Linked DNA regions of Homo sapiens: region 1 is linked to region 2. A link is an interaction called in ENCODE POLR2A ChIA-PET data of the cell type or tissue named here. Cell type or tissue: K562. All regions are shown on one strand. Each heading gives the region's core, and the rest is flanking DNA. Links, peaks and the distances in the headings are about the cores only. Region 1 has its middle 31 kb from the start of ZNRF4. Region 2 has its middle 28 kb from the start of PTPRS.

Region 1 (16,161 bases), core at 6,686-10,685, 55 kb after region 2:
TCAACTTTTTTTTTTTTAATTTAGCCATTTTGATGGGTATGTAGTGATACCTCATTGTGGTTTGGATTTGCAGGTCCCTGGTGGCTAATAACTTTGAACATTCTTTCATGTACCCATTTGCCATCTGTATCTCCTCTTCAGTGAAATGTCAGTTTCCGTCTATGTCCATATTTTAATTGGGTTGTTTGTTGGTTTTTGTTTTTTTTTTCTGGAGATGGAGTCTCGCTCTGTTGCCCAGACTGGAGTGCAGTGGTGCTATCTCAGCTCACTGCAACCTCTGCCTCCCAGGTTCAAGCAATTCTCCTGACCTTAAGTGATCCGCCTGCCTCAGGCTCCCAAAGTGCTGGGATTACAGGCGTGAGCCACTGTGCCCAGCCTAGACCTCTTTATATATTCTAGATACAAATTCTGTGTTGGCTATGTGATTTGCAAGTAGACTCTTCCAAACCATAGCTTGTCTTTTCACCCTCTCTAACGGTATAGTCTTTTGCATAGAGCAGAAATCATTAATTTGGATGAAGTCCAATTCATCAGTTTCTTCCTTTATGGCTCATTCTTGGGTGTCATCCCTAAGAACTCTTTGCTTAACCTCATGTCTTAAAGATTTTATTTTGTTTTGTTTTAAGGAGCAGAGAGTTCAATAGGCAAGAAGGAAGAGGAAAGAAGGAAGCAGCTCCCTATAGAGACACAGCAGGAGGGGAGGCTCCAAAGCCAAGAGAGGAGACCCTATTGAAGATTTTTTTCTCATGTTTTCTTCTACATTTTACATGTAGACCTGTGTGATCCCTTTTTTTTTTTTTTTTTTTTTTTTTTTTTGAGACCGAGTCTCGCTCTGTCTCCCAGGCTGGAGTGCGGTGGTGTGATCTCAGCTCACTGCAACCTCCGCCTCCCGGGTTCAAGCGATTTTCCTGCCTCAGCCTCCTGAGTAGCTGGGATTACAGGCATGCATCACCACGCCTGGCTAATTTTTGTACTTTTAGTAGAGATGGGTTTTCACCATGCTGGCCAGGCTGGTCTTGAATTCCTGACCTCAAGTGATTCACCCACCTCGGCCTCCCGAAGTGCTGGGATTACAGGCCTGAGCCACCGTGCCTGGCCCCTGTGATCCGTTTTGAATTCCATTCTGAATGTAAAAAATAGCAGAAGCGGGTTTGATTCGGGGGACCCTAGGGAGCCAATGAGGGTTCTTGAGTGAGAGAAGATACAGTTGGCAAGAAGAATCAGGTGAGTAGACTCAAGTAGCCCATGACAGCCTCGCTCTCAGCCTCAGTCTCCCCCCACCGGCAAACTAACGAGACCAGAAGATCTCTAAAGTCCGCTGTCATCAAATGAGGCCACCTCCCTGGACGTTTGTCCCCATATTCCCTGCGCCTCTGGAGCAGACTCAGGTCAAACCCCAGCGCCTGCACAACGTGTGTGAGCCTCTGTGTCCCAGTGCTTTGATCTTAAGAGTGACTCAGTGGGACAGCGCCGAGAGCTCACTCGACCCCAAAAAACTGTGGCTCTTTTTTCTCTCAGACGGCAAAATCAGGTCATATTTCAATTCCAGTCATTCTCCTTCATATATAAAATGTGCCAAGAACCACTTTCCCGAAAATCTAAATTGAAAGTAAATAGCACGGGGGACAATTCTCGGTGATAAAACTGCGGATTCTGGAGCTTCTTGGGATAATATTTATTCTCCCTTCTTGCTAATGGCTCCAGCTGCCTCCCCAGGTTATTAAAGTAATGCGTTTGCTTAACCTGACTGGGGCCGCATCCCACCCTGGGCTGATTGGGCCCCGCGTGAAGCCCCCCGCCACCCCCCTCCACCGGACAATTATATTAACGGCTGCTGGTTTGCAATTACTATAAATCAGAAAGCGCGTCGGCCTGGGTTTGTTTTTCTTTATTGAAAATGTTTAAACCTCATGCATTGCAAATATCACCGCCTCAGACCGGGATTTAACTCTTTCCTTGAGACTTGGAGGTACAGCTCTGGAGGGCTTTGCTGGGGATAGTGCTAGGATAATCCCTGCTTTCTGAGATGAGGAAATTGAGGCTCAGAGAAGGAATGCCATTTGCCTGGGGTCACACAGCTGGTGGGTCACTGCACTGAAACGGCACTGAGTTTTTTGTTTGTTTTTTTCATGCCTGATGAAGTTACATTCTTTGTGGCAAATATTTAAAAATGTTGAGATCTGTTATCTCAGCAAAAACCACCCCCAGTTCTGCGGGGGTGGGTGGGTGTGTGGGTGGGATATATCCTTCCAGAGATTTTTTTTTCTATGCATATATATTCTGGCATGCACCAAATGAATGCAGGTTTAATGAATTATGCCTTCCATAAGCACCGAGGTGTTTATTGAGCACCTACTGTGTGCTGGGTGCTGTTTTATGTGCTGGGGATACAGGAAGCAAAACAGGCTTATCTGCCGGTAGTTTCAAGCATAGGGGACAGCCAGGGCAAGGACCCTGAGGCTGGCTCTTGCCTGGCACACAAAGGGGCGAATAAGCACAGGCGTGGAGAGTGCAAGGGGCAAAGGCAGGGAGGGTGAAAAGAGCATTCCGTGTGGAATCAGAGGGAGAGGAGAGGGCTTCATGGAGCTCTCCAAGGTAGAGTGCTGAGGTTTGCTGAGGATGTGGGTGGGAGGAAGAGGAGGCAGGGAGACCCCAAGATTCCCTCTGAGCAGCTACAAGGGCTGACCTCAGCTGAGATGGGGAGATGCAAGAAGAGCAGTTTAGGGGGTCCGGTGCAGCCCGACATGGCTGTGTTGAGTGTGAAATGCCCATCAAGGCCAAGTTTGGAGCTGGCGGAGGCCCAGACTGGAGACAGGACTGTGGGTATCAGTGGGTGTAGATGGGTTTAGAGCCCCGAGAGTTAATGAGGCCGACCTGGAAGGGTGTGGATAGAGGAGCAAAGAGGCCTGAGAACCCAGCCCTTGACCAGCAATGGACAGAGAGAGGGACAGAAGAGGGACCCAGAGAGGTAGAAGGAAAGGCCAGTGTTTCCAGGAGGGGCGGGGCACCAGCCGGTCAGACGCCGTCCAGAGGGACGAGGAATAGGATGGGGCGGGTCAACGCTGACTTCTGTCAGAGGCGTTTGAACCAGGACAACTCCATCTTGGATAGGGACTGGGTAAAATAAGGCTGAGACCTACTGGGCTGCATTCCCAGACAGTTAGGCATTCTAAGTCACAGGACGAGATAGCAGGTCGGCACAAGGTACAGGTCATAAAGACCTTGCTGATAAAACAGCTTGCAGTAAAGAAGCCGGCTAAAACCCACCAAAACCAAGATGGCGACAAGAGTGACCTCTGGTCTTCCTCACTGCTACACTCCCATCAGCACCATGACAGTTTACAGATGCCACGGCAACGCCAGAAATTTACCCTCTATGGTCTAAAAAGGCGAGGCATGAATAATCCACCCCTTGTTTAGCATATCATCAAGAAAGAACCATAAAAATGGGCAACCAGCAGCCCTCAGGGCTGCTCTGACTATGGAGTAGCCATTCTTTTATTCCTTTACTTTCTTAATAAACTTGCTTTCACTTTATGGATTCACCTTGAATTCTTTCTTGTGCGAGATCCAAGAACCCTCCCTTGGGACCTGGATCAGGACCCCTTCGGGTAACACTTTGACAAGGGCAGCTTCAGTGGCGGAAGGTGTGAGAGGCCAGGCTGATGGGTGGAGAAGGCTCAGGAGAAAGAAAGAGAACAGAAGTGCAGACAGTGAGTGTAGACAACTCAATCTCCAGGAGTTTGGCCATAAAAAGAGGCAAGGAGGTCGGGCGTGGTGGCTCACACCTGTAATCTCAGCACTTTGGGAGGCCAAGGTGGGTGGATCACCTGAGGTCAGGAGTTCAAGACCAGCCTGACCAACATGGTGAAACCCCGCCTCTACTTAAAAATACAAAAATTAGCTGGGCATGGTGGTGTGCGCCTGTAAGCCCAGCTACTCGGGAGGCTGAGGCAGGGGAATTGCTTGAACCAGGAGGCAGAGTTTGCAGTGACCCAAGATCACGCCACTGCACTCCAACCTGGACAACAGAGCAAGACTCCATCTCAAAAAACAAACAAAGAGGCAAGGATATGGTTGGTCACCGGAGGGGGATGTGGAAGTTTACTTTTTCCCTATAAGATGGGACCTGCCCAGCAGAGCCAGAAGATGTTACCGAAGAGAAAGGGCCAAGTGCTGAAGCCAAATCCTTGGGTGGGGACACAGAGCCTGTGTTTATCCTGCCTCTATTGCCTACTCTGTAAAACAGGCATAAGAACAGTATCCAGGCCGAGTGTGGTGGCTCACACCGGTAATCTCAGCGCTTTGGGAGGCTGAGGCGGGCAGATCGCCTGAGGTCAGGAGTTCGAGACCAGCCTGGCCAACATGGCGAAAACCCGTCTCTACTAAAAATACAAAAACTAGCTGGGTGTGGTGGTGGGCACCTGTAATCCCAGCTACTTGGGAGGCTGAGATAGGAGAATCACTTGAACCCGGGAGGTGGAGGTTGCAGTGAGCCGAGACCGTGCCTTTGTACTCCAGCCTGGGTAAAAAGACCGAAACTCCATCTCAAAAAAAAAAAAAAGAACAGTATCCATCACCCAGGCATGATCTAGGCACCCAGCAAAAGTCCAGGCTGATGACATGTCTCTCTCCCCTGTGGTGTGTCTATGAAGGGGTCACCCCCTGCTCCAGTTTGTGGCAGAATGCAGTTTCCCTCCTGACACCCACCCCCAAGGGAGATAGACAGTCTCCAGGAAAAACTCAGTGAGTTCCCCCTTTGAGAAAGGGCCCCACAAGTCAAAGTGCTTTTTCAAAAATAAATAGCCTGATTAGCATAAGGTATGCAAATGTATGCTAATGTGACAACTATTAAAAGATTTCAAATGTCATCGAGGGAAAACACACCGGGCCTGGCTGGAGGGGTGGGGGACGGGAGGAGAGGATGCAGCCAGGACTCTTGAGAAAGGTCGAGGGGCTCAACCGCAAGATCACCAGGATACACACTCGTACAGACACACACAAACTCACACTCACACCCGGGTCATTCCAGGGTGGCCTTAAGTCCTCTCCTGGGCAGAATCCCCAAAGCTCTGTCTCCAGGTGTGAGTATTAAGCTCCTGGAAACCCTCCTCCAAATCTTTCCCCCAACACACTCTAAGTGCCTGAAAAACTGTCCAGGGTGACAATGCGTCTCATTCCACCAAGAGCACACAGATTTGTTCTGCAAATAATCTCTGGGAAAAGCAGTAACAGCATGGGTGACAGACCCCAGAGCCTTTCCTGAGAATAGGTTAAAACGGTAGTCTCATCCATGACAAAAAAAAAAAAAAAAAAACTCCTAAGAACTGGTAAGAGATGGCTCCTATCCATAATAAATCCTCCCTCACTTCAGGGGAAAATTTTCATCCATATCCACTTTGTTTTCTGAGGCTGACAGACAAAAATCAGACCCAGAATGGGGAGAGACTTTTCCCAGGGTCACACAGCTGTGTGTGTGACCAAAACTATCACCAAACTAATCACCAAAACTATTTGGTGTGTTGTTGTTGTTTAGAGACAGGGTCTTGCTCCATTGCCCAGGCTGCAGTGCGATGCTGCTATCACAACTCACTGCGGCCTGAAACTTCTTGGCTCAAGCAATCTTCTTTGCGAGGATCTGGCCTGCAGACCCCAGCTTGCACGATGGATGAATAATGTACCCAGACACTGATATTCAGTGAAAGAGCAGCTACGGGTCGAGCCACTCACAGACACCACGGAAGGTGCTGTAAAGAGTCAGCAGCCACAGTCCCGACTAGCTGGCCCTGAGGGCATTTATTTAGCACAGTTTTGTTTGTTTGTTTGTTTGTTTGTTTGTTTGAGACGGAGTCTCGCTCTGTCGCTCAGGCTGGAGTGCAGTGGTGTGATCTCGGCTCACTGCAAGCTCCACCTCCCAGGTTCACGCCATTCTCCTGCCTCAGCCTCCCGAGTAGCTGGGACTACAGGCGCCCGCCACCACGCCTGGCTAATTTTTTTATTTTTGTATTTTTAATAGAGACGGGGTTTCACCATGTTAGCCAGGATGGTCTTGATCTCCTGACCTCATGATCCATCCGCCTCGGCCTCCCAAAGTGCTGAGATTACAGGTGTAAGCCACCACGCCCCCGGCCTGAGCACAGTTTTAACGACAAAGGCTTTGAGTCAACACACCTGTGGGTAATTAATCTGGTTGCTCCCACCCCGGGAGAGCCATCTTACCCATGAGTGATCAGTTAGTTTTAGGACTGAGTAAACAAGCGCGTTAGACAAACTCCTCTACATTCCTACGCATCTACGCCCTGAGCTTTTAAGAGAACTCAGCTGCCTTCAGCCAAGACTTTTGCTAAAGCTATGCAAACCTCTCGGCCTTCCAAGAAGGTCTGTGTTTATTTCCTCTAAAATCTTTTCCTCCACCCTGACTGAACCCCCACACCTCTTGCCTCAGCCTCCCGAGTAGCTGAGACTTACAGACATGTGCCACCACACCCAGGCTCATTATTTTTATTTTTGGAGAGATGGGGTCTTGCTATGCTCCACAGGCTAGTTTCCAACTCTTGGCCTCAAGTGATCCTCCCACCTTAGCGTCCCAAAGCACTGGGATTACAGACATGAGACACCATGCCTGGCCACCAAAACTCTTTGGTGAGACCAGAATTATTGAAATCATTTTCAGATGAGAAAACTGAAGATCAGAGATGTGAAATGATTTGCCCCAGCTCACACAGCAACTGTGAGGCAGGTCAGGTCAGCTGCTCAAACTTCAGCTGCCCAAATTTCAATCCATCTTACATCACCTTTCTACTACTTCTACTATTATTTCCTGAATATTTTTCTTCTAATGGACCCACTTCTTAAAACCTTAAATGTATTTAGAAGGAAATTGTTTATCATGACTGTAAATGAAAAGCCAGAATCACTGACCATAAGTAGAAACTAACTTAATGAGAATAAAATCATATTATTAATTTCTGACGAAAGATAGTTGCCTCTGAGCTCTGAGCTGGAGCCTGATCTCTCTCTTTGTCCAAAAAGGATATTTCACGTGTCCAAGAAGGTGTTAAAGACTGATTCACACCCAGTTAAGACTTTCTTCTTGCAAAAGACATGCAAAGGAAGAGCTCTCTCCCTATAAGAGTCCGTGGTGTTAAGACTGTTTCATGCATCACCTAAAACCGTCTCATGGCCACCAGGCTGGGCTCTATCTACCTGAAGGGCAGGAAGACTGTCCCAATACCTTAGAGTTCTAGAATTATGGCCAGGGATCTATTTGGGGGCTCATACTATCAGTGCCCACGGCCATTTCAGTGCAGCCCAAAGATGGAGAAGAGATGGCTTCACTGATAAACAGACTCACCTGTCCATCCACCTATCCATTCATCCACCTACCATCCATCCATTGACCCATCAATCCACCCACACATCCATCCATCCACCCACACATCCATCCATCCACCCACTCACCACCCCTCCACCCACTCCACCCACACATCCATCCATCCACTCATCCATCCATCTGCCCATCCATCCATCCATCCATCCATCCATCCACCATTCACCCATAACCCATCCACCATTCATCCACCCACCATCTGCCCAAACATCCATCCAACCATCCATCCATCCATCCACCCATCCACCACCCAATCATCCATCCATGCATCTACTATCCACCCACCACCCATCCATCTACCCATCCATTCACCCAAACATCCATCCATTCACCCAAACATCCATCCACCCACCCATCCATCTTCCCACTCAGCCATCCACTCACCTATTCAGTAAATATATATCCAGCAACTACTCTATGCCAGGCATTGTTCTAGAATATGGATACATAGTGGTGACCAAGACATACGTGGTCACCAACCCCTTGAGGCTTCTGAACCAGTGAGGACACTCTCCATCCCTCGAGCAACAACATGAGGCGGATTAGAGAATTTTTCTCCATTTTTTTTTGTGACAAGGGTCGTCTTGGTAGATATTTGTGGGTATTCCCTGACCTTCATTCTTCCCTCCACCTGTAGGACGCAGAAGCAACCTGGTTTCGCCGCTGCCTGGCTGCTCTCCAAACCCATTTCCTCCTTCTTCAGGGCACATAGCAAGGTGTTTCCCAGCATTCCTTGCAGTTGGGGCAGCCATGTGACTTAATTGAGCCAGTGGAAGGTGGGCAGAAGTGATGTGGCCATGACTTACGTTCTGGCCCAGGCTCTTTCTGCAACCTACACTTTAAAGATGGAGGAGGTACAAGACAGCGGGGCCTGATCCCTGAGTTACTAGGTGGAAACAAAGGAACACCTGTTTGCTCTTTATATGAGCAACAAACTTCTGTTGGGTCATTGAGGCTTGCCAGTTTATAATGGCAGGGAGTGTTACCTTAACCAATGCACACGTTTCCTCTTTTCCAACCCTGAGAGGGAATTGGTTCCACCTCTGGCTCCAGCCAATCACTGAAGCCTATTCCTGCTGACTTCCTGATTAGCTCAGCCTGGTCATGTGACTGAAGGACGCAGATGGCAATATTGGATGGGTTTCTAGGCATCATAGCTTGGAGGGCCACTGGGGTTGCTGGAACCAGGACACAGAACTCGAGAACTGGGCTTCTAACATTCGCCACTGGGAAAGAAAAAAAGAAATGTATTATTTATTGTTACTATTATTTTAATATCCTGCAATTGAAACTGGCCTATTTCCTGGATGATCCAAATTTAGGAACTTTTTCCTGCAGCTTTAATCATCCTGAAGATGCCCTGACTTCTGTCTCCACCCAGACTTGGCCCCAGATCTCTCTCCAGTTCCTCCTGGATGCCTCCTCTTGGAGGTCCAGCAGGTACATCCTACCCAACTCCCAATGCATCCTTTTTATCCCCCTCCAGCACCTCCTCCTGTAACCCCCTCCCTGATGGCCCCACTCTTTTTCTGGAAAGTTGTGAACAAGCCTCTCTATCTCCCTTTCTTATCAACAGCCGGCCCTGCCAATTTCACACTCACCAAGTCCTATTGATTTCAACATTACTGTCTCCATGGCAGCCCCACTCTGTACCCCTATCTGTGTTTTTCAATAGACACCATCAGCTCCTACAATAGCCTTCTTGATGGGCTCCTAGCATCCACACAGCAGCCAGGAGGATCGATCTTAAGTGTAAGTCTGACCCTTCCCCTCTCCCCTCTGTAACTCTCCATGGCTCCCCAGTGCCCTCAAGAGAAAGTCTAAACTTTATTTTCAAAATTCTTCATAGTCTAGCTACTTCATTCTTCCTTGCTCCACCCCTGCTTCTCCTTGTTCACCTAGCACCTGCTCATCTTTAAATGTCATCCCTCAGGGAAGCTTCACCTGACCCTGCTCTACAATGCTGAGAAAGGAGTCTTCCTGAGCTACCCCAGCTGCCTGAGCTTCCCTCATCACAGGCTGTAAATGCCTGGTTATGTGTCTTTGAATTCCTAGAGGGCAAGGGCTGGATCTATTTCACCACTGTCTCCAGCCCCCCAGCACAGCATCCAGTGTGAGCTTAATAAATATTTCTGAATGAATGAATGGTGATAAGAAATCGAGGCTTTGCGAATGCTACTGTGTGTAGCAGACGCTGTGGGCATCCCTACTGCACCCACATTTCAGCACCTGCCAACAGCATCCTTCTGCAGTCACCTGGGTGAGGGCCAGGCTGGAAGTGACAGAGAATTGATGTCTCAGGAAGCAGCCCTTCACCAGTGATGGACAGGCGCTGGTGGATAAATATCCCACCTCTCTCATTCTCTTGGGAAGAACAAGTGCATGCTATACACCATCTCCCAAGGGTATCCAGTGGGACTGAGCCCAGTTGCTCAGGGCAGTCACCTGCTCATAAGTGTTGGTTCTTTCCTTCCTTGTCTCACTTCCCCACTCTCCTGGGGCTTCCTGGATCACTTCCCACATAAACAACTTACCCCCAAATCCTTGTTTCAGGAGCTACTTCTGGGGTATCCAACTTAAGACACTGTAGTGAAAATGAGTCTATAATTTACTGGCTGCCGCTTCCAGGGAGAACTTTGATGTGTTTGGGAAAAAAAGAAAAACAATTGCCTCTTTCTCCCTGTCAGCTGTAGTCCTCACAGCCTCCAAGCAAAGACTGCCACATTTGCAGTTATGTATTAATTGCTTTTATTTTTTTTTTTCCCCGAGAACGGGATGCTCTCCTGCAATATGTGTGTGAGAGAGAGAGTGTGTGTGTTTAATAACTTTCTCATTTGAGATCTGGCCGGATAGCTTTTTGAAGAAAGTCTACCCAGAGCCTGGAACGTATAGAAAATTCTCCCGGCTTAATAGCACTCCCACCCGCCCATCCATCACAGACGCACTGTGGAATGAAAAACGAGCACATTGATTGGATCTATTTCTAATCGACAGCCTGAGATACTGTTTGAGGTCTGCCATTAGACGGAAGAAGTTGGTGTGGAAGTGGCTGTGTCTCTATTTCTCAAGGGCACGGGGTCTGGCGTGGGGGTTGAGGGGGACAGAAATAATCATGGTAGCATTTAGCAAGCATTTATTGAGTACCTACTGTGTGCCAGATCCTGCAATGGGTGCTGGTCATTGAGATAGACCCAGCTCCACCCTCCCAGTGGGGGAGATGTACAGGTCACTTGTGGCCCACAATCAGAACCATGATGGGGGAGATTCAGGCAGCTCTGGGGGCCCAGAGAAGGTGTCTGACCCAGCCTGGGAGATCAGGGAGGGCTTCCTGGAGGCAGGGACAGCTGAGCTGAAAGCTGAGGAGTCAACCAAATAAGAAATAGGGAAGAAGTTGGCTACCGTGGCTGATGCCTGTAATCCCAACACTTTGGGAGGCCGAGGCAGGATGATCCCTCAAGCTCAGGAGTTTGAGACCAGCCTGGGCAACATAGCAAGACCCCATCTCTATTTAAAAAAGAAATAGGTGTAGTGGTGCACACCTGTGGTCCCAGCTACTTGGGAGGCTGAGGTGGGAGAATTGCTTGAGGCCAGGAAGTCGAGGCTGTAGTAAGCTATGATTGCACCACTGCACTCCAGCCTGGGTGACAGAGCAGGTCCCTGTCTCTAAAACAAACCAACAGGGTGGGCGCGGTGGCTCACGCCTGTCATCCCAGCAATTTGGGAGGCCAAGGTGGGAGGATCACCTGAGGTCAGGAGTTTGAGACCAGCCTGGCCAACATGGTGAAACCCTGTCTCTATTAAAAATACAAAAATTAGCTAGGCATGATGGCGGGTGCCTATAATCCCAGGTACTCGGGAGGCTGAGGCATGAGAAGTGCTTGAACCTGGGAAGCAGAGGTTGCAGTGAGCTGAGATTGCACCATTGCACTGCAGCCCTGGGCAACAGAGCGAGACTCTGCTTCTAAATAAATAAATAAATAAATAAAACAAAACAAAACAAAACAAAACAAATGGGGAAGAGTGTTTTCAGGGAGGAAGAACAGCATGTGCGAAGGCCTGGGAGCAAGTGAAGGTTACTTAGTGTGGCTGCAGTATGCAGTGGGTGGGGAAGAGGAGGCGTAGGGGAGATGTGGAGGGAGAAGTTGGCAGTGCTTTGAGGCCCATGGGACAGGGTTTCCACTTTTCTGGGGACAATATGGAGCCACAGAAGGATTTAGAGCAGGAGAGTGAATGGCATTTGCTAAAAAAAAATCATTTTGACATAGAATGATCGTATGATTCAACAATTCCAAGCAGGGACTCACGTAGATCCTTGTACATGCATGTTCACAGAGCACGATTCACAACAGCCAAAGGCGGAAACAACCTAGAGTCCACGGATGGATGAATGGATGAACACAGTGTGGTCCATCCAAACAGTGGAATATTGCTCAGCCTTAAAAAGAAAAGAAGTTATGGCTGGGTGCGGTGACACACACCTGTGATCCGAACACTTTGGGAGGCCAAGGTGGGAGGATCTCTTGAGCACGGAAATTTGAGACCAGCCTGGGCAACATAGTGAGGCCCTGTCTCTATAAAAAAATAAAATAATAAAAATAAAAATAAAATAAAAATAAAAATAAAAATAAAAAATTTATCCGGGCATGGTGGCGTGCACCTGTAGTCCTAGTTACTTAGGAGGTGGAGACTGGAGGATCGCTTGAGCCTGGGAGGTTGAGGCTGCAGTGAGCTATGATAGCGCCACTGCAATCCAGTCTGGGTGACAGAGTGAGACACTGTTTCAAAAAAAGAAAAAAGAAAGAAATGGGCTTGGCATTGTGGTTCATGCCTGTAATCCCACCATTTGGGGGGCCGAGGTGGGCAGATCACCTGAGGTCAGGAGTTCGAGACCAGCCTGGTCAAAATGATGTCTCTACTAAAAATAAAAAAAATTAGCTGGGCATGGTGGTGTGTGCCTGTAATCTCAGCTACTCGGGAGGCTGAGGCAGGAGAATCCCTTGAACCTGGGAGGCGGCGGTGTCGGTGAGCCGAGATCATGCCACTGCACTCCAGCCTGGGTGATAGAGTGAGACTCTGTCTCAAAAAAGAAAAGAGGCTGGGCGTGGTGGCTCACGCCTGTAATCCCAGCACTTTGGGAGGCTGAGGCAGGCAGATCACAAGGTCAGGAGATCGAGATGATCCTGGCTAACATGGTGAAACCCCGTCTCTACTAAAAATACAAAAAATTAGCCGGGCGGGACGGCGTGCACCTGTAGTCTCAGCTACTCGGGAAGCTGAGGCAGGAGAATGGCGTGAACCCGGGAGGCGGAGCTTGCAGTGAGCCGAGATTGCGCCACTGCACTCCAGCCTGGGTGACAGAGCGAGACTCCGTCTCAAAAAAAAGAAAAAAAAGAAAAGAAAAGGAGTTCTGACATATGCTACAAGGTGGATGAACCTTGAAAACATTATGCTCAATGAAAGAAGCCTACTGTCTACAGAAGGACAAATACTGTATGATTCCACTTATATGAGATCCCTAGAGGAGGCAAATTCCTGGAGACAGGATGTAGAATCAAGGTTGCCGAGGGCAATGGGGAGTTATCGCTTAATGCTTACAGGGTTTCCTTTTGGGCTAATGAAAAATTTTTGGAAATAGTGGTGATGGTCGCACAACATTGTGAATGTACTTACTGCCACTGAATTGTACACTTCAAAATGGTTAAAATGGCTAGCCTGGGCAACATAACCAGAACCTGTCTCTACAAAAAAAAAAAAAAATTAAAATTTGGGCTGGGCACGGTTGCTCACACCTGTAATCCCATCACCTTGAAGGCTAAGGCAAGTGGATCAATTTGAGGCCGGAAGTTTGAGACCAGCCTGGCCAACATGGCGAAACCCCATTTCTGCTAAAAATACAAAAGATTTGCTGGGTGTGGCAGCGTATGCCTGTAATCCCAGCTACTTGGGAAGCTGAGGCACGAGAATCACTTGAGCCCCTGAGGCGGAGGTTGCAGCAAGCCTAGATCGTGCTACTGCACTCCAGCCTATGCAACACAGCAAGACTCTGTCTCAAAAACAAAACAAAACAAAAAAATAGCTGGGAGTGGTGACACACACCTGTAATCCCAGCTACTCGGGAGGCTGAGGTGGGAGGATCACTTGAGTCCAGGAGTTCAAGGGTGCAGTGAGCTATGATTGTACCACTGCACTCCAGCCTGGGTGACAGAGCAAGACTGTCTCTGAGAAAAATAAACATAAAAGTGGTTAAGATGGTGAATTTTATATTATGCATATTTTACCACAATTTTTTTTTAAAAGAGAGAGAGAAAAAAAAATGAATAGGCCGGGTGTGGTGGCTCAGGCCTGTAATCCCAGCACTTTGGGAGGCTGAGGTGGGTGGATCGCTCAAGGTCAGGAGTTCGAAACCAGCCTGGCCAACATAGTAAAACCCCGTCTCTACTAAAAATACAAAAATTAGCCATGCATGGTGGCAGGTGCCTGTAATCCCAGCTACTCAGGAGGCTGAGACAGGAGAATTGCTTGAACTTGGGAGGCAGAGGTTGCAGTGAGCTGAGATGACACCACTGCACTCCAGCCTGCGAGACAGAGCAAGACTCCATCTCAAGAAAAAAAAAAAAAAAAGGATGCAATCACTTTGGCTGCTGTAGGAGATCCAGGATAGAGTAAGTCCAGGAGGTGCTGGGGGTTCAGATCAGGATAAGGGCAAAGGCGAGGGTGAGAGGTGGGAGGTTGGGGGCGTGGTTGGGGTGTGGCTTGGGCATGGCTTGGAGGCGAGGCTAACAGGGCGCCAGGGAGAGATGAGAGTGAAATGGAAGATGAAAGATAAAGCAGGCAGCTGAGTTCCTGCACCCATTCTCTCGACGCCTAAGCACTCCAATTCACCTGCAAGTCTTCGTGGCCTGACGTCTCCAAACCCGCCACCCTTTATGGCTCAGCCTGGGGTGGCCCCTAACAAGGAGTCCCAAATGGGGATTGATGCCACTTCTTCAGTACAAAGAAAGATTAAAGCGACACTGGGTAAAAACACTCCATCCCGGCCGGGCGCGGTGGCTCACGCCTGTAATCCCAGCATTTTGGGAGGCCGAGGCCGGTGGATCACCTGAGGTCAGGAGTTCAAGCCCAGCCTGGCTAACATGGTGAAACCCCATCTCTACTAAAAAATACAAAAAATTAGCTGGGCATGGTGGCGGCTACTCCAGAGGGTGAGGCAGGAGAATCGCTTGAATACAGGAGGCGGAGGTTGCAGTGAGCCGAGATCGTGCCACTGCACTCCAGTCTGGGCAACAGAGCGAGACTCTGTCTCAAAAAAATAAAAAATAAAAAACAACACTCCATCCCGGCAGCCGTTCCTCCACGTGCATTCGCTTACAAGGTGCAGATGTAATACCTGCTTTTAAATTCAATTAAGTCAGAATCAGTTCTGCTCCTAGAATACATTACCCAGTTGGAGACAGCCGGGGGAAGAGGGAAAAAAAAAAAAAAAGATGGCAAACAAACAAACAAAAAAAAAACCCCACACACAAAACACAACGCAGACCTATTTAGAGATTTCCCTCTAAATGGATTTTAATTCTCTCGATTTATCAGAGGCCAGAGGAGCTGCTGACAGCCTGCATTTGGTGTCTGCAAACCCAGTTTCAGCCACAGGGAGGGGAGAGGAGGGATCGAGTTTATGTTGTCATTTTCCTCCAGTGCTGGAGGTCTGGGGTCGCCCAGAGATGGGTTCAAATCCCAGCTTTGCCATTTACTGGCTGCATGACCTTCAGCCAAGCACCGCATCCTCTCAGAGCTTTGACCTACTCATCTGGAAAATGGAGATAATGACAGGGTTTATTTCAGAAGAGCCTTGTGAATGATGGCCTGGATTATCCAAGAGGATTCAGGTTAAATCCTCAGCACAAGGCTTGGCACATAGTGAACGCTCAGTAACGCAGGGATGATGGTGATGGTGATGAAGGTCGTCGTTGTTGGTTTTTTTGTTTGTTCGTTTTTTGAGACGGAGTCTCACTCCGTCACCTAGGCTGGAGTGCAGAGGCGCCATCTTGGCTCACTGCAACTTCGGCCTCCCAGGTTCAAGAGATTCTTGTGCCTCAGCCTCCCAAGCAGCTGGGATTACAGGGGTGCACCACCACACCTGGCTAATTTTTGTATTTTTGGTACAGATGGGGGTTTCACCATGTTGGCTAGGCTGGTCACAAACTCCTGACCTCAAGTGATCCACCTGCCTAGGCCTCCCAAAGTGCTGGGATTACAGGCAGGAACCGCCACACCCAGCCCACTGTTGGTATTTTTTTCCAACCAGAGACCCAGCCCTGTGCTAGGTTACTGTAGGGAAAGAAAAAAGATGCATGAGGCTCAAGTCCTGCCTTTGGAGGCTGGGAGGCTTTGGGTAAGCAGGGAAGAAAGGGGTAGGATGGACACAGGCTCAGGACAGAGAAGGAGCCATCCTGAGGCTACACAGCTCAGAGCTGTCCCTTTGCAGGCCTGGATCCTACTCGTACTGGGTTCAGACTCTACCGTCTGACGTTGGGCGAGCACCCCACACTGGGCCTCAGTTGTACCATCTGTAGATGGGGAAGGAAAAGCGAAGTTTCCTGAGCCAAAAGGCTCATCTGTAGGGTCAGATCAGGGGGCGCTGGGACCCCCAGGAGGGTGTTTGTCTTCATAAGAGTCTAGCGAGGCCGGGCACGGTGGCTCACGCCTGTAGTCCCAGCACTTTGGGAGGCTGAGGCAGGCAGAGGCCGAGGCAGGCGGAGGCCAAGGCAGACGGA
Region 2 (16,161 bases), core at 7,296-11,295:
CCAGCCTGGACACATGCCCAGCCCACTCATCCGCGGGTCTGTGACATGTAAGAGTTGGCGCTACTCTTCCCCTGTGTGTGCCAGACCCTGTGTGGCCACCTGGGTTGGTGTCATCCAGGGGAAATAACAGGCTTTGTTCTCCCCGCCCCATCTGACCGGTTTTCTCCTCTCTGCCACAAAAGTCAACATTCTGGACAAGGGTGGGAGGAAGTAGTGCTTCCACATTTCGCAGGAGGACTAACATTAATTAAGCACTTAATATGTAATGGGCACCATTTGGAGCCCTTTATTACAATTTCCACATTTAATCCTCCAACAATCCTATTACCAGCCCCATTTTACAGATGGGGAAACTGAGGCACAAGTGACTTGCCCAAGGCGCAGAGCCACCAAGAGTGCTTATGGCAGTATTGTCTCCAATAGCAAAAATGGAAGCAACCTAGATGTCCACCCATGGGGAATGATTAAAATACTCTGTTTTTTTGTTTTGTTTTGTTTTGTTTTGTTTTTTGAGATGGAGTCTAGCTCTGTCCCCCAGGCTGGAGCGCAGTGGTGCGATCTCGGCTCACTGCAAGCTCCACCTCCCGGGTTCTCGCCATTCTCCTGCCTCAGCCTCCCAAGTAGCTGGAACTACAGGCCCCCACCACCACGCCCGGCTAATTTTTGTGTTTTTGTAGAGACGGGGTTTCACCGTGTTAGCCAGGATGGTCTCCATCTCCTGACCTCATGATTCGCCTGTCTCAGCCTCCCAAAGTGCTGGGATTACAGGCGTGAGCCACCATGCCCAGCCAATACGCTGATTTTAATTAAAACATTAACCAGGTGTAGTGGCACACACCTGTAGTCCTGGTGACTCGAGAGGCTGAGGCATGAGGATCACTTGAGCCCAGGAGTTGGAGGGTACAGTGAGCTATGGTCACACCACTGCACTCCAGCCTGGGCAACAGAGCCAGATCCTGTCTCTAAACAAGAAAACAACAACAACAAAAAAATTAGACCAGGTGTGGTGGCTCACACCTGTTATCCTACCACTTTGGGAAGCTGAGGTGGGGGGGTTGTTTGAGGCCAGGAATTTGAGACCAGCCTGGGCAACATAGCAAGACCCCATCTTTAAAACAAATTAAAAGAAAATTAGCCAAGCACTGTGGCACACACCTGTGGTCCCAGCTACTCGGGAGGCTGAGGCGGGGGGATCACTTGAGCCTGGCGAGTGGAGGTTGTAGTGAGCAGAGAGTGACAAAGAAAGACCCTGTCTCAAAGCAAAAAGACAGAGAGAGGAAGAAAAAATTTAAAACCCAGTCTGGTTCCATAGAATACCAAAAAGAATTGCAAACAAGTGTTCAAACAAAAACTAGTACACACATATTCATAACAGCTTGATTCGCAATTTTCAGAAGCTGGAAACAACCTAACAGTCCGTCAACGGATGGATGAATAAGCAAAAGCGGTCCATGCATGCCGTGGAATATATTCAGCCATAAAAAGGAATGAAGTTCTGGCCGGGTGTGGTGGCTCACGCCTATAATCCCAGCACTTTGGGAGGCCGAGGCAGGCAGATGACTTGAGGTCAGGAGTTTGAGACCAGCCTGGCCAACATGGCGAAACCCTGTCTCTACTAAAAATACTAAAATTAGCCAGGCACGGTGGTGCATGCCTGTAATCCCAGCTACTTGGGAGGCTGAGGCAGGAGAATCGCTTGAACCCGGGAGGCAGAGGTTGCAATGAACCGAAATGGTGCCACTGCACTCCAGCCTGGGTGGAAGAGTGAGACTCTGTCTCAAAAAAAAAAAAAAAAAAAAGAAGAAGTTCTGATCCACACTGCAGTGTGGGTGAACCTTGGGAAGGTTATGCTCAGTGAGAGGAGCCAGACACAAAAGAACAGAGACTATATGATTCCAGTTATTGAAAATGTCTAGAATAGGCAAATTAATCAAGACAGACAGCAGTGTAGAGGCTCAGGAGAGGAAAGCGGGAAGGTATTGCTTCATGGGTACAGAGTTTGGATTGATAAAAATGTTTTGGAAGTAGATGGTGGTGATATTGAACAATATTGTGAATGCACTTTAATGCCATTGAACATTTTTATTTTTATTTTATTTTATTTTATTTTATTTTATTTTATTTATTTATTTATTACTTTTTGGGATAGAGTCTCACTCTGCTGCCCAGGCTGGAGGGCAGTGGCGTGATCTCAGCTCACTGCAACCTCTGTCTCCCGGATTCAAGCGATTCTCCTGCTTCAGCCTCCTGAGTAGCTGGGATTACAGGTGCTCACCACCACGCCTGGCTAATTTTTTTGTATTTTTGGTGGAGGCGGGGCTTCACCATGTTGGCCACCATACCCGGCCCCACTGAATATTTTTAAATGAATAAAGTAATAAAGTTTCTATTATGTGTGTAATTTACCACCATAAAAAATTAATAGTCTGGGCCAGACGCGGTGGCTCAAGCCTGTAATCCCAGCACTTTGGGAAGCCGAGGCGGGCGGATCACCTGAGGTCAGGAGTTCGAGAGCAGCCCAGCCAACATGGTGAAATCCTGTCTCTACTAATAATACAAAAGTTAGCCAGACATGGTGGTGGGCGCCTGTAATCCCAGCTACTCGGGAGGCTGAGGCAGGAGAATCACTTGAATCCGGGAGGCAGAGGTTGCAGTGAGCAGAGATCGCACAATTGGACTCCAGCCTGGGCAACAAGAGCTAAACTGTCTCAAAAAATAAGAAATAAATAAATAATAGTCTGCTTTATTCCCTCAGTGGAATACTATGCAGCTGTATAAGAATTGGGAGTCATTTTGTTGTGTTTTGAGAGAGGATCTCACTCTGTCGCCCAGGCTGGAATGCAGTGGCACAATCGTGGCTCCCTGCAGCCTTGACTTCCTGGGCTCAAGCGCTCCTCTCACCTCCACCTCCTGAGTAGCTGGGACTACAGGTGCACCACCATGCCTGGCTAATTTTTTATTTTTATTTTTAGTAGAGATGGGGGGGTCTCGCTATGTTGTCCAGAGTGGCCTCGAACCCCTGGCCTCAAGTGATCCTCCAGCCTCGGCCTCCCAACGTTCTGGGATGACAGGTGTGAGCCAGTGTGCTCAGCAGAAGTGAGAATCTTCGTGTACTGAAAAGAAATGATCTCGAAGGTGTCTTGTTAAGTCAGGAAGGTGCAGAACAGCTTGTGGGTACACATGCGTGTGTGTGAAAAAAGCAAGTAGGCAAGAAAAATATACACACAAGTGCTTGTGTGTACATACCCTGTCCCTGGAAGGGAGACAGGGGACATGGGATAACAACGGCTACCTCTGGGGATGGTTACTGGGTGATCAGGGCCAGGACAGGGAGGGGAATTTTGCCCCCCATACCTTGAAAGGCAAAAAAAAATGATAGTAAAATCCAGCTCTGGGCCAGTCGTGGTGGCCCACGCCTGTAATCCCAGTACTTTGGGAGGCCAAGGTGGGAGGATCCCCTGAGGTCAGGAGTTCACTACCAGCCTGGCCAACATGATAAAACCCTATCTCGACCAAAAATATAAACAAATTAGCTGGGTGTGGTGGCGCATGCCTGTGATCCCAGCTACTTGGGAGGCTGAGGCAGGAGAATCGCTTGAACCTGGGAGGCAGAGGTTGCAGTGAGCCGAGATCGCACCAATGCACTCCAGCCTGGGTGACAGAGTGAGACTCTGTCTCAAAATAAATAAATAAATAAATAAAATTAAAAAGCCAGCTCTGCCTTGAACAAGCTGTGTGACCTCAGGCAGGTCACTTCACCTCTCTGTGCCTTAGTGTCCTTATCTACAAAGCAAGCATGATGAATACCAGCTCAGAAGGATGAGGATGAGGCTGTACTGCATTAATACTAATAGGGTGCTGGAAGTAGGGTTTGGCATAACACAGGTGCCATCTAAGCATTTCTCTTGAGTTGGGTACTCTTTTCTGCCTTTATCTATCCAAACAAAGAAATGTCTAAAACTCAAGTTTTTGAATGCGGAACGAAGGGTGTATGGAGAGTGTTTAGCTCCTGGTGCCCAGCCCATGTTTGGCATCTGCAGCCTCTGGGCTGGTGAGCTCACCCCTTCTCTTCTCCACTCCTTCCCCGGACCATCCCCAGTAACCCAGCCTCAGAGCAAGTGATGCAACCTGGGGAAACCGAGTCCCTCTGGCCACGGGTGCTCCCACCACACCTTGCCTGCATGGAAGATGGAGGGCCTCCTAGCATTTTGTTCTCAGGGGATGTGGAACGAGGATGGGAAGTGCCTCCCAGTCACCTTAATTAGCATCTCAGAGGAGCTGGTTGCCATGACATCGGGAGGAAGTTGCTGGCCGGGGCGGAGCCTGGCCCAGGTTGCCCCAGGAGGGACCCCATTTCTCTCCACCCACCAGTGGCTGGCCTGGCCAAGTCCCTCAGCTCTGGACTCAGGCTAAGTTGGGTTTCCATCCAAGCTTTACTTCTCACCATCTGAGACTTTTCCTCTTCTGGGAAGTAGAAACTAATTTTAAAAAGTCTTCCTAGGAATATTGGGAGAATTTAATGGGATATAAAATGCCCAGTGCTGGGTTCGGAGACTTAACTATTGTTATTATTTCCTTTGGAGAAAGTGGTTTTAAATATGACCCCCAAACTTTTCTTCTTTCTCTTTCTCTCTCTTTCTTTCTTTCTTTTTTTTTTTTTTGAGACGGAGTCTCGCTCTTTCGCCCAGGCCGGAGTGCAGTGGCGCTATCTCGGCTCACTGCAAGCTCCGCCTCCCGGGTTCACTCCATTCTCCTGCCTCAGCCTCCCAAGTAGCTGGAACTACAGGCGCCCGCCACCACGCCCAGCTAATTTTTTGTATTTTTAGTGGAGACTGAGTTTCACCGTGTTAGCCAGGATGGTCTCGATCTCCTGACCTCGTGATCCGCCCGCCTCCGCCTCCCCAAGTGCTGGGATTACAGGCGTGAGCCACCGCGCCCGGCCTCTTTCTTTCTTTCTTTCCTTCTTTCTTCCTTCCTTTTTTCTTTCTCTTTCTTTCTTTCTTTCTCTCTCTTTCTTTCTTTTCTTTCTTTCTCGCTCTCTCTTTCTTCTTTCTTTATTTCTTCTTTTTTTTCTTGCTCCATCATGCAAGCTGGTGTGCAGTGGTGCGATCTCTGCTCACTGCAACCTCCGCCTCCTGGGTTCAAGTGATTCTCCTGCCTCAGCCTCCTGAGTAACTGGGATTACAGGAGGGCACTACCACGCCCGGCTAATTTTTTTTGTATTTTTTTTAGTAGAGTCGGGGTTTCACCATGTTGGCCAGGCTGGTCTTGAGCTCCTGACCTCAGGTGATCCACCCACCTCGGCCTCCCAAAGTGCTGGGATTACAGGTGTGAGCCACTGCGCCTGGCCCCCAAACCTTTTCTATGCGTAGAAAGATATCCCAAGAACACACTTCACAACGTTAGTAGTGGTTACGTCTAGGGGCTGGCGATATTAATAATAACTGACACATTTCATCCCCCCAATGACTCTGAGATGGGAGTGGTTGTGCCCATTGTATAGATAGGGAAACTGAGGCTCAGAGAGGGGATGCAGCCTGTCGACAGTAACTGGGATTTGAAGCCAGGTGGCCAACTCCCTGACACTCCAGACCACCACAGGACTGTGAATTACTCCTTTCTTTTCTTTTCTTTTTCTTTTTTGTTAATAGAGATGGGGTTTCACTATACTGCCCAGGCTGGGGTGTAGTGGTGCAATCATAGCTCACTGCAGACGCAAACTCCTGGGTTCAAGCGATCTTCTCTCCTCAGCCTCCTGAGTAGCTGAGACTATAGGTGCACAGAACCATGCCTGGAGAATTTTTAAAGTTTTTGTAGATATGAGGTCTCACTACATTGCTCAGGCTGGTCTCAAACTCCTGGCTGCAAGGGATCCTCTCGCCTCGGCATCTCAACAAACTGATATTACAGGCATGAGCCACTATGACTGGTCTGAATGACTCATTTCTAAGTTCATTGGTTGGTGGGGGGGTGGGTCTGGTCCACAAACACTTCCCAACCTGAGGATAAGGAGGCCACCCTCTAAGCAGTATCTGGGGGCCAGCCTATGAAGCAAGCACGTCTATATAACCTCCCCTCTCCACCCCTCCTCTCAAGGGAGGAAGCTGGGGGTGCTGAGGCCCAGAGAGAGGCTCTGCCTTAGGTTATGCAGCAAACCTCTGCAGTGGTCTCTACCTCTCCATCTATCTATCTCTGTCCAGGTCTCCAGGGAGGGTATGAGAAGTAGAAATAAGATGTAGTGATTTAAAAAAAATAAAAGCAAGATTGATGCTGCTGCTAAAGGATCTTCTGATTCAGGAGACATCAGAGAGCAGCATTTTGGGTGCAAGTGGAGGTTGGGTCCTCCAACCTTGCTCCAGGGCCAGATAAGCCCCCCCCGGAGGGACTTTTTTCAGCTGGTGTGAATGTTGTGGGCCCTGAGACTTGGACCCCATAAGAGTCCCTCAGAGAAAGGCTGTGTGGGCAGGAGCTCTGCCCCATTCAAGTACAACCACAGCCTGGGAGAGCAAGGGACAGCCTGACAGGCTCTGGTCCGTTCAACCAACTCAAGTTAGTGATGATGCTGGCGAGGCCATGTGTTGGCAGTAGGGGGAAGGAGGCTCAGGAAGAAACCAAGGAGGCAAACTGGGTAGTACCTTGAGGATCTCAAGGGAATGGCCAGAGGGGCAGGTGGATGTGGCAGCACAAACCTGGAGATAGAACAGAGCATAGGGTGTAGAATGTGTAGACACTGAAGGGATGGGGGGGAGAATGGATGTGTTAGAATTATTGGATGGGTGGATGGATGGAGACATAAATGGTTGGGTGGATGGGTTACAGATGGGTGATGAGTGCTGCCTCCTGGCTTCAGCTGCTATGGGTGGATGATAGATGATAGACGGGAGAACGGATGATGGATGGATGGATGAATGATTGATCAATGAATGGGTAAGTAGGTAGATACATGGATCAGCCAGTGGGTGGATGGGTTATAGATGGATGATAGATCATGGGTGAGCAATGGATGGATGAATGAGTAAGTGGATGAGTGACTGGTGGATGGATTATGGATGGATAATAGATCATGGATGGGTGATGGATGGATGACGGATGGATGGATAGGTAGGTGGATGAGTGGTTGGGTGGGTGGGTTATGGATGGATGATAGATGATAGATGGATGAATGGATGGATGAATGAGGGATAGATGGTTGGATAGATGGGTAGGTGGGTGAATGGTTGGATGGATGGGTTATGGAAGGATGATTGGCGATGTATGGATGAATGAGTAGATAAATGAATGAATGGATGGATGGGTTACGGATGAGTATAGATCATGGATGAGTGATAGATGAATATATGGATGAATGGATGGATTGATTCGTGGTTGGGTGGATGGGTTATGGTTGGATGATAGATGGTGGATAGACGGATGGATGAATGAATGATGGATCAATGAATGGGTAGGTAGGTATACAGATGGATGAAAGCATGGGTGAATGGATGAATGGATTGTTGGATAGATAAATGGGTAGCACTACTAACTGTAATGGCAACAGCCCAGTGATACCAGTTCTGCCTTACCAAGAAGAATATGTACTGAGCACATGACTTCACTAAATCCTCAGACTGACTGAGTGTGGGGTTGGCTGTGGCCCTGATGCTTTCACTCTACACTCGGGGTATCCGAGCTCTGATAACTGAATCCCTTCCTTAAAATCTTGGCGTTGTGGCCAGACACGGTGGCTCACGCCTGTAATCCCAGCACTTTGGGAGGCCGAGGCGGGCGGATCACGAGGTCAGGAGATCGAGACCATCCTGGCTAACACGGTGAAACCCCATCTCTACTAAAAATATGAAAACATTAGCTGGGCGTGGTGGCGGGCGCCTGTAGTCCCAGCTACCTGGGAGGCTGAGGCAGGAGAATGGCGTGAACCTGGGAGGCAGAGCTTGCAGTGAGCCGAGATCGTGCCACTGCACTCCAGCCTGGACAACAGAGCTAGACTCCGTCTCAAAAAAAAAAAAAAATCTCAGTGGTGGGCTCTTCCCAGTACTATTCTAAGATTTCCCTTGTCCAGGTGGCTTCCCAGTGTCCAAATCCAGTGATCACTTCTCAGCACCCATCCTCCTCATGCTCCTAGCAACATCTACCCTGGGTGGTCCCTCCTCCTGGGAGCATCATCTTCACGTGGCCCCCAGCGTCCCCACATTTGCCTGCATTCACCCTCCTCTCTGTTGGACTCTTCTCAGTCTCTCTGCAAGCTTCTCTCTGCAAGCTTCTCTCTTCTGCTCAGCTGCTAAACACAGGGTAGTCCTTGAGCATAGTCTCTGTCTCCTCTTCTCATTCATCCCCATGGACATGAATACATTCTAACACCATGGACTAACACCATGGACACGAATACATTCTAACACCATGGCTAGTAAAAGCTAGCTCTGGGCCAGGCGCGGTGGCCCACGCCTGTAATCCCAGTACCACGGACTGTCAGATTTATGCCTTCAGAAGGCATCTCTTCTGGGAACATCAGAATCTTATATCCAAATGGCCCGTCTGCATCTACATGTAGGTGCCCAAAAGGCAGCTCAAACTTAACAGGCCAAAGCCAAACCTTGGTCATCACCCCTCCCCATCCTGTGGCTCCTACCCCATCCTCTATCATCCATCCATAATATATCTACCCAACCATTCATTCACCCACTCATTCAACCATCCATTCATCCACTCATCCATCCCTCCATACACCCATCCATCCCTCCATACACCCATCCATCATCCATCTATTCATCCACCCATCCCCATCCATCCATTTATCCATCCATTATCTATTATCCATCCATGACCCATTAACCCAACCACTCACCCACCCACCTACCTATATATTCATCCATCCATCCATCCATCCATCCGTCACCCATTTATTCATCTATCCATCCATTCACTCATCCATCCATCACTTATTATCCATAACCGATCCACCCAACCACTCACTCATCCATCCATCCACCCATCCATCCATAATTTATTCATTCATTCATCATCTATATCCATCTATAACACATCAACCCGCTCACTTATCCATCCATCCATAATTCATTCATTCATCATCTATTATCCATCCGTAACACGTCCACCCACCCACTCTTCCATCCATCCATCCATCCATCCATCCATCCATCCTTATTCATCCATTTTCATCCTCCCCAAACTCATACTAATAGGTTGCACCTCTAACATCCAAGGGGCTCAAGTCAGAAACCCTGGAATCAATCTCAAGTCAACTCTTTTCCTCACATTTCACCATCAGTCCTTTAGAAAATCTTGTTGGCTCTGCCTTCAAATCTATTCACAACCTGCCTACTTCTCGCCCCTCTTTTACATCCCCAGGTCCAGCCCCATCATTGCCTGCCTGGACCAGTACAGTTGCTTCTGCCCTGGTCCTCACCTCCCCTGCTCACTAACCCATCAGACCGTTCCCCCCTCAGCAGCCAGAGGGCGCCTGTGAGCACCTGAGTCAGGTCCTGTCCCTCTTCTGCCCACAGCCCTCCATGGCTGTCACCTCCCTCAGAGTCAAAAAGCAAGTCCTCTCTGCGGCCCACAAGGCTCTGTGTGACCTGCCTTGACACCTCCTCCTCCGTCTCTTTCCCTTGCTCACTGTGCTCCAGCCACAGGGTTTTCCTCAATGTTTCTCCAACGCACCAGGTGGGGTCCTGCCTCAGGGCTTCCGCGTGGGCTGTGCCTTCTATCTCCCTCCCCCACCTCCACCTCCTTTGGTCTCTATTGAAATGGCGCTTCTCACAGAGACCTCCCCTGGCCACTTCCCCACATTTATCTCCGTCAGAGTCTGTTCTCCTTTACTGCTTGTTTCCAGCCCACCCCACCCCCCGCCCCTCACCCTTAGCTCTTACCACCATCTGACCCCCTGTATATTTTACTTGTGTGTGTGGTTTTCTTGTTTTTGTTTTTGTTTTTGAGACGGAGTCTCGCTCTGTCGCCCAGGCTGGAGTGCAGTGGCGCCATCTCGGCTCACTGCAAGCTCCGCCTCCCGGGTTCACGCCATTCTCCTGCCTCAGCCTCCCCAGTAGCTGGGACTACAGGCGCCCACCACCACGCCCGGCTAATTGTTCGCATTTTTAGTAGAGACGGGGTTTCACCGCGTTGGCCAGGTTGGTTTCAGTCTCCAGACCCCGTGATCCACCCGCCTCAGCCTCCCCAAGTGCTGGGATTACAAGTGTGAGCCACAGTGCCCGGCCACTTGTGTATTTTTGTCTTTTAGACAGAGTCTCCTCCTGTTGCCCAGGCTGAAGTGCAGTGGTGTCATCATAGCTCACTGCAGCCTCATACTCCTGGGCTCCAGCGATCCTCCCTCCTCAGCCTCCTAAGTACCTGGAACTATAGGCACACCACCATGCCCTGCTAATTTTTTTTTCAGAGATGGGATCTTGCTATGTTGCCCAGGCTGGTCTCAAACTCCTGGGCTCAAGTGATGCTCCTGCATCAGCCTCCCAAAGCATTGAGATCACATGAGTGAGCAGCTGTGCCCCACCTACTTGTGTGGGGGGGTTTTCTTTGTTAACATGTAACATCAGCTCTTCAAAACAGAGATCTTCATTCTGTCAAATTTGCTATTTCCTCTCAGTACCTAGAACAGTGTCTGACTCAGTTAATAGGTGTTGAATAATTAAATATCTAAAGTAAGCCCCAACCCATTCGTTGAGCACCCACTATTGCCAGATGCTGAAAAGCTTGTCCAGAAAAAGAGAAAGTGGCTAAACCCATGCAGAGACCACACCCCAAACCAGTTCAGAAAGGCGGATCACCTCCAAAATGTGGCAACAAGAAAGGAAGTCTGCCGGTTGCAGTGGCTCATGCCTGTAATCCCTGCGCTTTGGGAGGATGACACAGGAGGATCACTTGAGTCCAGGAGTTTGAGACCAGCCTGACCAACATAGCAAGACCCCATCTCTAAAAAAATTTTTAAAAATTAGCTGGGCATGGTGGTGCATACCTGTAATCCCAGCTGCTCGGGAGGCTGAGGTTGGAGGATCACTTGGGCCCAGGAGGTTGAGGCTGGAATGAGCTATGATCATACCACTACACTCCAGCCTAGGTGACAGAGTTAGACTCTGTTTCCAAAAAAAAAATCCCAAAAAACAAAAAAAGGAAGTCCTTTCCGTCTGGGCTTTCCTTGCCTCCTACTCTGAGCCACTAGTTTCTTCAGGCATCCTGAAGCGTGGACTTGCCTCCCGTTTGCTGCACACGGGCCCCCATCCCTGGCTCTGCTCCTTCTCTCACACCCTCAGTTCCCTAGTTTGAGGAAGTTTTTCTTCCGAGAACGTTCACGCAAGCCTTTCGCACCCTGGGCCAGCGACACGTGAGCCTAGAAAAAAGCTTAAAGGTCAATGTCTATAACTGAATTTTCCTCTATATAAAAATAGCATCTTTGTAATCGTTTAAATGGCTCTGAGGGAGGGAGAGAGGGAGCGAGAGAGAGAATGAGGGAGAGGACGAGAGGCACCGAGGGATGCTGTGTCTCCCAGCCAGCAGGTGCATGTGCGAGGGCATTTGTATGGATACGCGTGTGTGTACATGTGTCTATGTTTGTGTGTGCATGCACCTGTGCACATGAGCTCACGTTTGTGTGAATTGTGAGTATGCATATGTGCATTTCATGTGCATGTGCATGCATGTTCAAGTTTTGTGTGTGCATGTGTGCCTGTGTGCATGTGTGCCTGTCATTGTTCACGTGCATCTATGTGCACACATGTCTCTCTGTGTGTATGTCTGCCTACAGGCATGAGTATGTGAGCGTGCATCTGTGTGTGCAGGCATGTTCAATGCATGTGTGCACACATGTCTCTGTGTACACATGTGCCTAAGTGCGAGTGTGTGTATGTATACACATATGAGTCCATGTGTCCATGTTTGGGTGTGCATGTATATTTATGTTTGTGTGAATTGTGTGTGTGCATGCGTTCGTGAATATGCATGTGCGCACATGTGCTTATGTGCATCTGTGTGCATGTGTGGGTTTGCATGTATGTACATGTTTATGTGCTTGTGTGTCTCTTGTGTGTGCAGGTCTGCCTACATGCATGAGTGTGTGAGTGTGTATCTGTGTGTGCAGGCATGTTCAATGCATTGTGCACACATGTCTGTGAGCACATGTGCCTAAGTGCAAGCATATGCATGTATACACATGTGTGTCCATGTGTCCGTGCTTGTGTGTGCATGTATGTTCATGTTTGTGTGAATTGTGTGTGCATGCATTTGTGAATATGCATATGTGTGCATGTGTGCACATGTGCTTGTGTGCATGTGTGTGCCAGTTTGCATGTATGTGCATGTTCCTGTGCACATGCGTTCACATGTAATGATGTGCACATATGTCTCATGCGTGCATGTGTGTGCATGTATGTTCATATGAATGTGTGCACTCATGAGCATGTGCCACATGTCTCTGTGTGCATGTGTGCATGTATGCCTACCTGCATGTAGGCACCCGTGTTTGTGCATGAGTGTGTGCACAGGTTTGTTTTGTACACACTGTCTGGGACCTGCCTTAAGCTTCAGGTGTCCATTCCCCATTCCACCAGAGTGGCTGCCTACACTTGGAAAATGAACAGGATCTGGTCTCAAGCCTTCCTGAGCTCCAACCAGCCCTGCCTGAGCGACCTTGGGTGTATCATCTGTCCTGCTGAGCCTCACATTTTCCCCACGTAAACTGGCGTGTGGGGTGAGCACAGCCACAGAGAGCTCCTCTGGCTGAGTGCCGAGTCTGTGAGGAACCGGAGCTGGGGGTTCAGCTGCAGTTGGAGCTCGACCTGGATGAATGGATGGCACATGGAGGATGCTGGTGAGTGACCCAAGGAGGGGTGAGTGAGGTGGGTGTGGGCTTCTTCTCTGGGCCTCGGTTTCCCCTCCTTACCCTGGAGAGTTGGACTCAAGCCTCTCTTGATCCTTCTAGTGAAAAGATCCCACACTTGGCTGTATCGGGGTTCCTCCTTCTGTCCCGCATTCTCAAATCCCCCCACCTCATTCTTGAGTGTGGCCTGGGAGTGAATTGGAAAGGCTCTCTCTGGGCCTCAGTTTCCCCAGCCATAATAGAGAAAAGTCACTTAGATGGGTCCAGAGGACCATACCCCTCTAACATTCAGGAATGTCCTCATGGAAATACATTTCCTCCCTACTAACTTTCAACAGAGGAAAGTTTATCGTCATCTGACCTTGCCTTTTTGTTTCTGTTTTTGTTTTTTTGAGACAGGGTGTCACTCTGTTGCCCAGGCTGGAGTGCAGTGATGAGATCTGAGCCCATTGCAACCTCTGCCTCCTGGGTTAAGCGATCCTCCCACCTTTGCCTCCCAAGCAGCTGGATTACAGGCATGCACCACTACACTCATCTAATATTTGTATTTTTAGTACAGATGGGATTTCAGCATGTTGGTCAGGCAGGTCTTGAACTCCTGACCTCAAAGTGATCCACCCCCCTTTGCCTCCCAAAGTGCTGGGATTACAGGTGTGAGCCACTGTGCCTGACTGGAGTGCTTTTCTCCCAAGAGATCCACTTGAGTCCTCCCTTCTCCTCTTCAAATCTTTGCTCAAATGTCACCTCCTCAGAGAAGCCCTCCCTGACTACCCCAGCTAAAGAAACCATGTCTCCACCACTGTCTACACCCTCACCCTACATTATTTTTCTTCATAGCCCTTTCAAAACCATTCATTATCTTGTACCTCGATGAGTGACCATGCCTCATCAACTCGAAGGCAGCCATTTTTGCCTGTCTTTCTGTTGCAAATTCCAAAGCCTAGAACAGAACTTGGCACACAGTAGGTGCTCAAGAATACTTGTTGAATGAATGAATGAATGAACGAATAATGGAAGGTAGGAGGCTATGACTGCCCATTCACAGATATGGACACAGTGGTTCAGGAAACGAACGTCACTCAGTCCAAGTCCCACAATGGTCAGTGGCAAAAGTAGGGTTCAAGCCCAGCTGGCTCGTCCCTCCTGTTCTTCCTCCCACTCATGCCCCAGGTCTGAGGGGCTGCCCAGCTGCTGCTAGCAACCTGGCTTCGACCTCCAACCATTGATCCACCAGAGGCTGCTCTGTGGGATGCACTTCCTGATTTAGCTAAAACACCCTGCGCTGGCTACAGCGGGGTGATCGATGGCCCTACAGTCAGCTCAGGCACCCCCAACGCAGACACATACATTTGAGGCCTCTCTCTAGCCCTTGCCCCTGCAATCCCAGGCTGAGGTGGTCCTGCTGGCGGGAAGTGGATGGAGCACATGTCGTGTGGTTCTAGATGGCGGTGGCCACATCTCCTGGGCACCTGTATTCTACCAAGAGGAAGGGGAAAAGTTACTGCGGTCAAGGAAATGGAAAATCAAAACCAGAACAAGATCTTGCTTCACATTGATCAGATTGGGTAAATGAGGGGGAAAATGGATGAGATTAACTATTGATGAGGGTGAGGGAGATGGGACTCATGGACAGCTAGTGAGCCAAGGAATGGTGGGCAGCTTCGCAGCATCAAATAAAACTGCGTTGCAGCAACTCTACCCAGATCTCTAACCCAGAGAAGATCTACATGCGTGTGCAAAGACGCCTGTTTGCTAATGTGCTCTACGGAGTCATGGTGGATAAACTATAGAAGGTGCATCTTATGGAAACATATGCAGCTGTTAAAAAGAAAGAGGGCCCTTGCGTGGAGGCTCATGCCTTGTAATCCCAGTGCTTCAGGAGGCTGAGGTGAGAGGAAGGGTTAAGGCCAGGAGTTTGAGACCAGCCTAGGCAACATAGTGAGACTCCATCTCTGCTGGAAAAAAAAACAAAAAACAAAACTTTAAAAATTAGCCAGGCATGGTGGTGTGCACCTGTAGTCCCAGCTACTTGGGAGGCTGATGCATGAGGATTGCTTGAGCCTAGGAGTTGAAAGTTACAGTGAGCTATGATTGCACCACTGTACTCCAGCCTGAGTGACAGAGTGGGACCCTGTCTGAAAACAGAAGAACAAGAGGAAGAGGAAGAAAAAGAAGAAAGAGAAGGAGAAGGAGAGGGAGAGGGAGAGGGAGAAGGAGAGGAAGAGGAAGAAGAAGGAGAAGGAGAGGGAGAGGGAAAAGGAGAAGGAGAGGAAGAGGAAGGAGAAGGAGAAGAAGAAGGAGAGGGAGGAGGAGGAGCAGAGAAGAAGGAGAGGAAGAAGAAGAAGAAGAAGGAGGAGGAGGAGGAGGAGGAAGAAGAAGAAGGCTGATCCATGTATCCTGTCCTGGCAAGGGCTTTTTAGAGACAAGTACCAGAGGTCACCTAGGCTGGAATGCATTGGCGTGATCTTGGCTCACGACAGCCTCAAACTCCTGGACTCAAGTGATCCTCCCACCTCAGCCTCATAAGTAGCTGGAACTACCAGTGAACACCACCAGGCCTGGCTAATTTTTTTTTTTTTTTTTTTTTGACAGAGTCTTGCTCTGTCGCCCAGGTTGGAGTGCAGTGGTAGTAGCTGGGACTACAGGTGCGTGCCACCATGCCCGGCTAATTTTTTGCATTTTTAGTAGAAATAGGGTTTCACCATGTTAGCCAGGATGGTCTCAATCTCCTGACCTCGTGATATGCCTGCCTCGGCCTCCCAAAGTGCTGGGATTACAGGCGTGAGCCACCACGCCCAGCTCGGGCCTGGCTAATTTTTTATAGGGACAAGGTCTTACTATGTTGCCCAGGCTGATCTCGAACTCCTGGGCCCAAGCAATCCTCCCACCTCGGCCTCCCAAAATGTTGGGATGTCAGGCAAGAGTCACTGCACCTGGGCAGAATCACCAGTTCTTTGATGCCCATGTCTGCACTCCTACTCTCTCTGTCCTCATTTGTTCATTTATTCACTCAACAACCGTTGTGTGCATGGCCCCGTTCTAGACACTGAAGACTCAGCAGAGATCAAGAGAGACAATATTTCCTGTACTTCTGGAACTCATGGAAGCTGGAGAGAGACAGAATTTGCAAGTAAGCAAAATAAATCGATCATTTCATTGTTGTTGTTGTTGTTGAGATGGAATCTCACTCTGTCGCCCAGGCTAGAGGGCAGTGGCGCAGTCTTGGTTCACTGCAACCTCCACCTTCCAGGTTCAAGCGATTCTCCTGCCTCAGCCTCCTGAGTAGCTGGGACTACAGGCGTGCACAACTACGCCCAGCT

The links. ChIA-PET counts read pairs that join two places held together with the same protein. Peaks named below come from ENCODE experiments on the same cell type or tissue, not always from the same donor. Only the 100,000 strongest peaks of a DNase experiment are listed, where the experiment ranks them.
Region 1: POLR2A ChIA-PET joins it to region 2 with 5 read pairs; 4 of 35 experiments call an interaction of 5 or more read pairs at or near these places.

The regions. Positions count from the first base shown.
Region 1 is chr19:5,416,287-5,432,447 of GRCh38, forward strand. No RefSeq gene overlaps it. Among named protein-coding and RNA genes, the nearest start is that of ZNRF4, 31 kb to the right of the region's middle. In K562, for the core only: no CTCF peak of the experiment used is centred there; a DNase peak (open chromatin) is centred at 8,443.
Region 2 is chr19:5,360,598-5,376,758 of GRCh38, forward strand. No RefSeq gene overlaps it. Among named protein-coding and RNA genes, the nearest start is that of PTPRS, 28 kb to the left of the region's middle. RefSeq lists an enhancer at 4,285-4,784. In K562, for the core only: a CTCF peak has its summit at 9,473; DNase peaks (open chromatin) are centred at 9,444 and 9,734; H3K4me3 peaks cover 282 bases.